Regions from separate parts of the Homo sapiens genome. Here region 2 is linked to region 1. The links are chromatin loops, found by intact Hi-C in ENCODE. Cell type or tissue: HepG2. All regions are shown on one strand. Links, peaks and the distances in the headings refer to the core of each region. The heading gives the core; the rest is flanking DNA. Region 1 has its middle 46 kb from the start of LINC00494. Region 2 has its middle 3.2 kb from the start of LINC00494.

Evidence for each region. A loop is a pair of places that touch in the nucleus more often than their neighbours do. Peaks named below come from ENCODE experiments on the same cell type or tissue, not always from the same donor. Only the 100,000 strongest peaks of a DNase experiment are listed, where the experiment ranks them.
Region 2: a loop joins it to region 1, with 2.8 times the contacts of the local background. A loop is called at or near these places in 1 of 110 quality-filtered maps.

What each region holds. Positions count from the first base shown.
Region 1 is chr20:48,404,067-48,408,456 of GRCh38, reverse strand. No RefSeq gene overlaps it. Among named protein-coding and RNA genes, the nearest start is that of LINC00494, 46 kb to the right of the region's middle. RefSeq lists an enhancer at 1,827-2,603. In HepG2, for the core only: CTCF peaks have their summits at 2,380 and 3,652; DNase peaks (open chromatin) are centred at 560, 2,406 and 3,676.
Region 2 is chr20:48,354,564-48,358,953 of GRCh38, reverse strand. No RefSeq gene overlaps it. Among named protein-coding and RNA genes, the nearest start is that of LINC00494, 3.2 kb to the left of the region's middle. In HepG2, for the core only: no CTCF peak of the experiment used is centred there; a DNase peak (open chromatin) is centred at 2,263.

The DNA of each region.
Region 1 (4,390 bases), core at 78-4,077:
AAATGTGTGTGCAGCCCTCAGACCCAGGAGGTTGATTCACTCTCTGGGGACAGGGTTTCAGGACTCTATTCTTCTCTGCCTGGGGAGGGGGAGAGGGTGGGTGAGACCTGAGGTAGCTGAGTGTCCTTGGATTCCCTGCCTCATCCTGGGCAGGGTGGAGAGCCAGCCAGGGAAAGGTTACAGGACAAGAAAAACTTCAGGTGGAGACAACAGTAGATTTTAGCCTCTGTGAGCACACGCGGCTGTGCAAGGGGTGGTGGTTATCAATGACGGTCTCGCCCCTAAAGAGGTGCTTTGGGTGCACAATGCTGAGAGGAGCGTGATGTTGGCATTTGGGGTGTGAGCTGAGGATACTATGCGGCTGTAATACATAGGACAATCCCACACCATGCAGAATTTATCTTGTATCTTGCACTAGTTTTGAATGTTTCACTGGACATTCATGTAAGCAAACCCTATTTACAATGATCTGAGCCTCCAGTGAAAAGTCCAGTTTACATAGAGACGATCATAATGTTTTAATAATCACTGACTTTCCTGGGACAGCAACTCTGGTGTAAATCAAGGGAAACTCGTGTTTGTTTTGTTCAGAAGTTCACCACCAGCGGGTCAGCATCCTGAGCCCTCTCCTCACTAGCGGCAATGTGCATGACATTTGAGGTGGCAACTCAACAGGCTTGTCACCAGTCTGCATTTACAGCTTAATCACTTCTAGTGCGGTCAGTCAGAGCATTTGCATGTTGAAGTATGCATTAATTTGTTACAAATTACTTTACATAAATTACTTTTCTTATACTTCTGTCTTTATATTATAGTTAGGGCATTATATTGAACTTTTAAAAAGATGTGGATAGGCTGTATTTATGAATTATATTTCAAGATACAAGTGTGGAAATTATAAAATATTGGTTTAAAAAAGGTGGCATAGGTTTGGACACAGCTGAGAACCACATTTCTAAAACTCAGCAGTACCTTCTCTTTCCCCAGGGAAACTGCAGCCTCATTTGGAGAGGCTTTTGAGCTTTTTTGTTAAATTAAGCCAGATCTTTTACCATGAAAGAGGATCTTTTCTTTTCTTCTTACTCATCAAGTCTTCCTTTGCCAAGATTCCCCTTAATGAGTCTGCTGGAGGCCAGTGTAATTTTGATCATTACAACCTTGGGCCATATAAATTCTCCTGGAATTGTCCCTACAAATACAAGTATAACTGTCTGGCTCCAGTTTGCTGCAGACATGGCTGGGGCTTCTGCCAAATTTAGGTCACTGCCTGGTGGGCGAATGATTTGTCCCTCCATAGGGGACAGATCAATAATCAACAAACAAACACATTAAAAAGATAAAAAGGCAGAAAGCTTAGTTATGCAAATCAGGGTGGAAGAGAGAGAGGGCAAAGAAAAGGGCCTCATTCATATTCTGCAACTTCAGCACGCCCTGGCCCATTGGCCGATTTCTATTAAAACACTCCGCCCAGAGCAGCCAACACTCTGGCTCATTAATAAAGGTTTGTCCCAACTGGAGTAAACACCACCCGTTCCCAGGACACCCAGAAGCAGAAAATTAACCAGAGGTGAACTGGGTCATTAGCTGCTGCACAATATGGGTCATCCTAGATTAATTTAGTTCCCTTCAACTGGAGGCTCAAAGAGAGTGACCGGTTCTCATGGAGTGGGACAGTGACTTAGCAGCATGTTGAGGTCTCTTGGATACCAGGCCAGGAGCTGTCATTATGATTCATGGCACCTCTGACATCACTCGGTGGTTTTGTGATGCAAAGTTTCATGTTGTCTAAACACACACAAGGGAACCGGTGAGTTTGTGTGTGGTTGTTGTGTGCACACCCACAGAATGGGACACAGACACACAGAGGACTAAATGACACACTGGGTTCCTACAAGTGTCATCATGTCACAGTCCCTGAGTAGCCTGTTATACGATGGTGTTCTTGAACTATGTGAATATTTGGGCGATTGCAGGGATGAAGTTAGACAAATCCAAGCGTTATAATTCTGCATTATGCCTATGTTTTGACTTTTCGTCTTTTATTTGGAGAATAAGAAAGCCAAATAGAGAAAAGGAAGCCCAGCCAACCAGCCCAGTTTCACGTGGGCAGAACCAGGAGGAAATTCAAAGGGGAGGGAATCCCCCTCGCCAGAGTCGCCTCCGCGTGCACCAGGAAGCCCACCGCAGGCCCACCATCTGGGCTGGGAGATTCGTCAGCAGACATTGGCCTGCGACAGTCACACTTCCTGCTCCTCAGTCTGAGATGCCCCAACCAGATAGCGGAGGCCCAATGGGGAAGGAGCAGCCTCGGCGGAGGCCCGCCTGGTTTTCCAGCCCTGGACTTGTAGCCAGGACATCAGGACTCCCTCCTGCTCCCCAACTCCTCCTGCTGGTGAAGCAAGCCCCTCCTGCCCAGAGTGGAGCCTTCTCTGCCCTGGAAAGATGCTTGGAAACTTGGCGATGCTTCCAGACGTGCAGGCGCCAGGGGCCTGTTCTCTTCTCCTCCCCTTTCTCCTGGACTTGCTGACCTTCCTTCTGTGCCACAAACGGCCAGGTTCATTCCCCTGTGTGGCCGTGTTCCTGTCCCCAGCCCTGTGCATGGTTGCACCTCCTCACTTTTCAGGGCTCTGTCAAGTGTCACCTCCTGGGTGAGTGCCTCCCTGACCACCCTGTCTCCAGGAGCCCCCTCCACCCAGGCACTTCCTAGCATGTCACCCCATTTCCTCTTCTCAGGACCCCTCACCACCATCTGAAATGAACTTGAGTGCGTGATGAGTTGGGGAACATCTCTCTCCCTCCTTACCTGTGTATGAGCTCAAGGAGGAAGGGACTGACCTGACTTAAGAACCCGTGTGCCCAGCGCCTATGGCAGCACCTGGCACGGAGCTGCTGGCTGCCCACCATGCTGGATGACTCATGGGAGAGCCGGGGATCCGAGTCTTGCTGTGGCTGTTCACAGGCACCTGACTGTGGGAAGGACCTTTCCTCTAGGGATCAAGGTTTTTTCCTTGGTAAAATAGAGCAAATTCCTAATACTCATCACTCATGACTGCTGGGAGCTCAGACTGAGGTGACATATGTCAAAGCGCTTGGCCAACTCAGCTACAGAAAGAGAAGCGGCCATGTTAAGTTGCTGGCACACACCCGAGTAGAATTCAGGGAGTGGGCTAAGGGAGAGCACGGTGATGGGCAGTCCGGTGGAAGTCTGCAATGTGTGTGCTGAAAATACTGGTTAATATTGACCACCGGGGAGAGGGGAAGAAAATACTGGCTACCCTCTCCCTACGAACATTATTTCATGCCTACTGCATGCTGGGCTCTGTTCTGAAAGTTTCATAGGAATTCCCTTGTTAAATTCTCACCACTATACCTGAGATTATTATCATCTCCATTGCACAGATAAGGAAACTGAGGCACAGGGAGGTTAGGGTACCTCCGAAATCCATACTCTAAGCCACTGTGTTGCACTCTGTCTCCAGAAAAAAAAATGCATGGAATAACAGATTCAATTCTGTTAAAGTCAAGGGAGAATGGAAATGCATCTTGTTAGCTTATTAATCAAATAAGAACTTCAGTGTCAGAGGGGATCTTGACAGATTCTCTAAATGCGTCTTTTTTGAGCAGCACTTCTTTTCGCCAAGAGGAAGTACGTGACTCTGGTGGACACAGGTGGCATTACCTCCAGCATGTGTGACTCAGAGGGTGTTTCAGCAGGGTTTCAAGGACCCAGCTTCTGCATGGGCCCCAGTAGGAAGCAAATGTGGAAATGGCTGGACCATTTCTACAGATGTGGAAATGCTTCGTTTTAATTTTTCCTTGAGCTTTGCAAGGCCTAGGTGGCCCGAGAATGAGATACTTTATCTAGCCACATGTCTCTTTGTAGACACGTCTAACTGTTACTCAACGCTCCTGCTCTCTTCTTTGATATCAACAGAACCTCAGGCTGCCCAGAATGAAGTCCACCTTCTCTGGCATCCCTCATCCTGGGGTGGCCCCCTGGACTCAGTTCTGGTCAATAGGATGGAAAGAGAAGGGATGGGTCTGACGTCCAGGCGCATCCTGCAACACGAGTGTCTCCTTCCTTCCCCCACCCACTGGCTGGAATGCAGACCGGGTGGCAAGCCATACTGGGCCACCTGGAGGAGAGCGACACCCCAGGAAGGGCGACCACAAGGCAGGCAAAGGCTGGGCCCCAGCCCCTTGTAGCTGCCTGTTTTCAGGTAGGGGCAGATTCAGGAACGATGTGGGGGCAGAGAGAGCACAGTTTAGGGTTTGAAGTTTGGTCTTGCCCATCAGGACCCAAGGCTCTTCTCTCCCTCCCCCCATGAAGAAGCCTCCTCTGTCCCCCCAGGGTTAGAACCCCTGCCCCCTGACTTCCTGCCCCACCCTC
Region 2 (4,390 bases), core at 128-4,127, 50 kb after region 1:
AGAAGGGTGAAGCCAGGCACACCCAGAGAAGCATCTCATGTTGTGTGTGGCTGCTGCAGCGCTCTCTTGGGCCCTGGGGCAGGAGATGCTCAAAGGTCAACAGGACTTGGGAAGGCAGCTGTGAGTAAAGCCCCCAGTCCTGGTCCTGGACTCACTGCACCAGGGACCCCAAGGGGCTAAACATGACTGGATTGTAGCAAGCCATTTTCAACATGCAAAGAAGCAACCAGGAAGAATGTCTAATTACAGATGTGCTATTTCTCTCCTCTTTCTTCTTCAACTTTCTCATTACCCTCAGTGACATCACAGCAGCTTCCCCTTGTCCTGTGACAAACCCAGAGCAAGGTGCTTTGGGTGGTAGTCAGAGTGACATGGGAGACCCTGAGTTCCACGTGTCTAAGCCCATATTTCCCTCCTTCCTCCCTAGTTCAAGGAGGTAACCAGGCATGGCGACTCCTCCTGGCAGGCACGTTCACAGGACAGAGGCAGGAGCTACTTGAGAGAGATTTAGCTCATTGGAGCGAGGGGCGGGGCAGAGAGGGAAAGAGATGGAGGAGAAGTTTATTGAAGAATGGAAAGGTGCAATGTTCCCCAGGTCCTAGAGATGCGCTGCACTGCAGAGGGTGGCTGTGAGGTCCCACACCTGCAAGCGGGAGTCACTGGATTCTGCTGGTGGCTGACCTGCTGACCAGAGATGTGAGCCCAGTTTCCTCTTCTATAAAATCAGGCGTAGCCCAGTGGCTTTCAATCCTGGTTATATGTTAGTGACATCTGGGAAGGTTTAAAGATTCCTGATGGCCAAGCTGGACCCCAAATCTATCAGATCAGATCATCTGGGTAGAACACAGAAGCACCAGAGTCGATAATGTCCCTCAGGTGACTCAAATGTGCAGCCAACATGGAGACCACTGACCTAAGCTAAGTCCTGTTTATGAGAATGTTGAGACCATGAAATGCTTAGAGCAGGCAAGGCCCTAAGAAATCACCTGACCCAACTTCTGCCATTCACAGGGGAGGAAACTGGTTTTCAGAGAGGCCAAATCACTTGCCCAAGGACACACAGCACATGAGCGGCAGAGCCATTTCCAGTGTTCCCTCCACCTCTCAACGTCCGAATATGACTAATCTGAAGCTCTCAATTTCACAAGAGAGCTGGGCCTGAGAGACCCACATGGAATCCCTGATTTTCAGGATAGAATCCTAGGCCTCTTGGTGGTTCAGCAGGCCATCCTGTTGCAGTGACCCTGAGGTCCCTCCTTGGTGAAAAATTCCAGGAGGCTTGAAATGTTCTCCAAGGCATAGAAAAGGATGATATGCCTGGAAACTGGAAAAGACTGGGAAATAGATGACAATTTGGGTTTTGTGGCTTCTTTCCCAAAATAAACATGGCAGAATTGCTTCTCACTGAAAGGGCGTCTGGGTTTCATAAACAGACCATAAAGAGGCAATCGAAGACCCAGAACATCCCCAAATCAGCATCTGTCCCTGCGATCTGGCTCTACCTCCATCCTCCTCCATCTCTCTCTCACCCAGGCTCACAACACCAGGAAGTGCTCTTGCCTTTTGGAAGGAGGATGGTCTTCTCCCCAAGCACTTGTCTCTCGGCTCCTCCCACAGGTGGAGGAGGGTGAATCTGATTGATGGGAAGATGAGACTCTGGGTTCCATCCAGTGGGTGGGGCTACTATGCAAATGGTCAAAAGAGTTAGGATGCTTTTGGCAGCAAGTAACAGAATATGCAGCTAAAAGTGGCTTATAGTCTAATGACTCAAAGTGGGGTCCATGGACCAGCAACATCAGCATCAAGAGTTTGTTAGAAATTCAGAATCTTATATTTTACCTTAGATCTACAGAATAAGAATCTGCATTTTGCATAAGAGCCCCAGGTGATTCATGTCCACATTGAAGTTTCAGAAGCACCATCTTAAGTTAAGAAGATATTTATTAACTCACTTAACAAGAAGCCCAGAAAAGACAACTCTAATTTGGTTTACTCTCTAGCTCTAGAATGTCAGGCCTCTGTCTCTGCATCTCTGAGATTCTCTGGCCTTTGCCTTGAGGTTTCCAGTGGCTGCCATGGCTCAAGCATCACCAGCCTTTGTCCAAAACAGAGGTTGGGAAGGAGAGCTGGGGGATTTTTCTCCTGTGTGGCTTGGGAATTCTTTCCCAGAAGCCTCTAGTAGATGTCCCTTAAGTCCCTTTGGCTAGAACTGGATGACAGGCCTGCTTGCAAAACAATCACAAAGGGGAAGAGGATTACTATGCTTTGATTGGCCTTGAACCATTGAGCAATCATGTTTGTCCCTTAGGGCTGAGGCAGGGCCACCTTTCCTCAGCACATTGTTTTCTACTGGAGGGGTGAACAAAAGTAGGGCTCTGTTACCAAGGAAAAAAGGAGAGTGGTGGCCAGGCGTGGTGGCTCATGCCTGTAATCCCAGCACTTCGGGAGGCCGAGGCGGGTGGATCACAAGGTCAGGAGATCGAGACCATCCTGGCTAACATGGTGAAACCCCATCTCTACTAAAAATACAAAAAATTAGCCGGGCATGGTGGCAGGTGTCTGTAGTCCCAGCTACTCGGGAGGCTGAGGCAGGAGAATGGCATGAACCCGGGAGGTGGAGCTTGCAATGAGCCGAGATCGTGCCACTGCACTCCAGCCTGGGTGACAGAGTGAGACTCCGTCTCAAGAAAAAAAAAAAAAAAAAAAGAAGAAAGGAGAGTGGCTGCTCAGTGTCGGCCACGAACCTGGCTGTCCCTATGTGTCCTCTCTCATGTGTGTGTGTTTATGTGTGTGTGTATGTGTGTGTTGCTGCCATCAGTGCACAGCACACCACAGTCCTCTATTCAGTGGACTATTTTTCTGCTTGGTGAAACCAGCTGTCCCTAGAGTTAGGGTCCAGGCACGAGAAGGCCCGAGCCACAGACTCCCAACCAATGTTGAGTGAAAGCAACAGAAACCACCTCTGGATTCCTTGATTTAATTTTTTGAAGACATTTATTGGCAAGATATGAGGTAAGTCACAGAACTCTAGGAAAATTAAATGTGAAGAGCCAAATTCAGAGGGTTGGGGCATCAGGGCAGCTCCTGGTTCCCCTGTGCTGGCAATGATTCCACTGCAACCTCTAGGGTCCTCTTGTCACTGTTCATGATTCAGGTCCCCAGAGGAGGACGGGATGGTCCTGTCTTGGCCACATGTTACCCCCTGGACTGCGGGAGGTTGTAGTTTGACTGAAAGTCCCTCCTGACCACATGGACAGGGATGGGGAGTTTCTCAGAGGAAGCCTGAGGATTTGCTCAGGCCTGGAGAGCAAACCCCACACGCCCTCCACACATCGCCTGCACAAACACCCCTCCAGCCGAGCCAGCCTGTTTATCGCCCCTCAAACATCCTTCTCTCCCATCCTTGCTTGTGCTGGGACCCTTCCTGGAATACTTCACTCTCCTGTTTGCTCTTCTAACTTTCTTGGTCCTTCAAGACTCAGATTAAACCACCCTCCTCCCCCAGCAAGCACCAGCCATTGCTGCTGCCCTGTCTCAAGGTTTCTGAACCTCAGAACTATTGACATTTGCAGCTGGGAAATCTCTGTTGTGGGACTGCCCTGCATATTGTAGGATGCTCAGCAGCATTTCTGGCCACTACTCTGTAAATGCCAGTTATGCCCTTACCCAGTTGTGACAACCAAAACTGTGTCCAGCTGTTGGCAAGTGTACCTGGAGGGAAAAATTGCCCAGGTTGAGAGCCACCCATTTTCTGAACCTGAGACCCTAAGATTTACTGCCATAGCAATTTAATGACATTGTGATGTTTACTTAACTTCTCGCTGCTGCTTAGTGCCTTCACAGACTGTAGCCAGCCAGAGAGAAGCCAGTTTTGCTACAACCCACAACCCTACATTAAGTTGCCTCCCACACTGTGGAGGGATGGCTCAGGGCAAAGGAGCATGGCAGACCACATGCTTTGGGCTTGATGGCTTTAAAGCCTCTGCCAGACTGGGAGGCTCACAGCTTGGTACCAGGTCTGGATGCAATGCCATATTCCTGAGGCAGGATGATCTTTATGTACTTGATAAATTAAATAAGCAGAAGGCCGTTAGCCTAAGGCTATCCCCCTACTTTAAGCTCCTAAGTAACAAATTACAACCTAACTTGGTAAGTAAACAAACAGAAACCTAACTTAGGAGTATTTTTTTTTTGTAACAAATAGCCAGATTTCAGGCAATCAGAAACAGCTAAGTTTCAACCAATCATTGGCAGCCCACTCATCACACCATGCCTAAATAAGGCAGATGCCTAGTGGTAGCCAATCAGGTGATTTATCTGCTTTCATGTTTAACCTATAGAAGCTCACTGTCCAGACTACTGGGTGGCAGTCTCTGAACCTCTTCTGGTT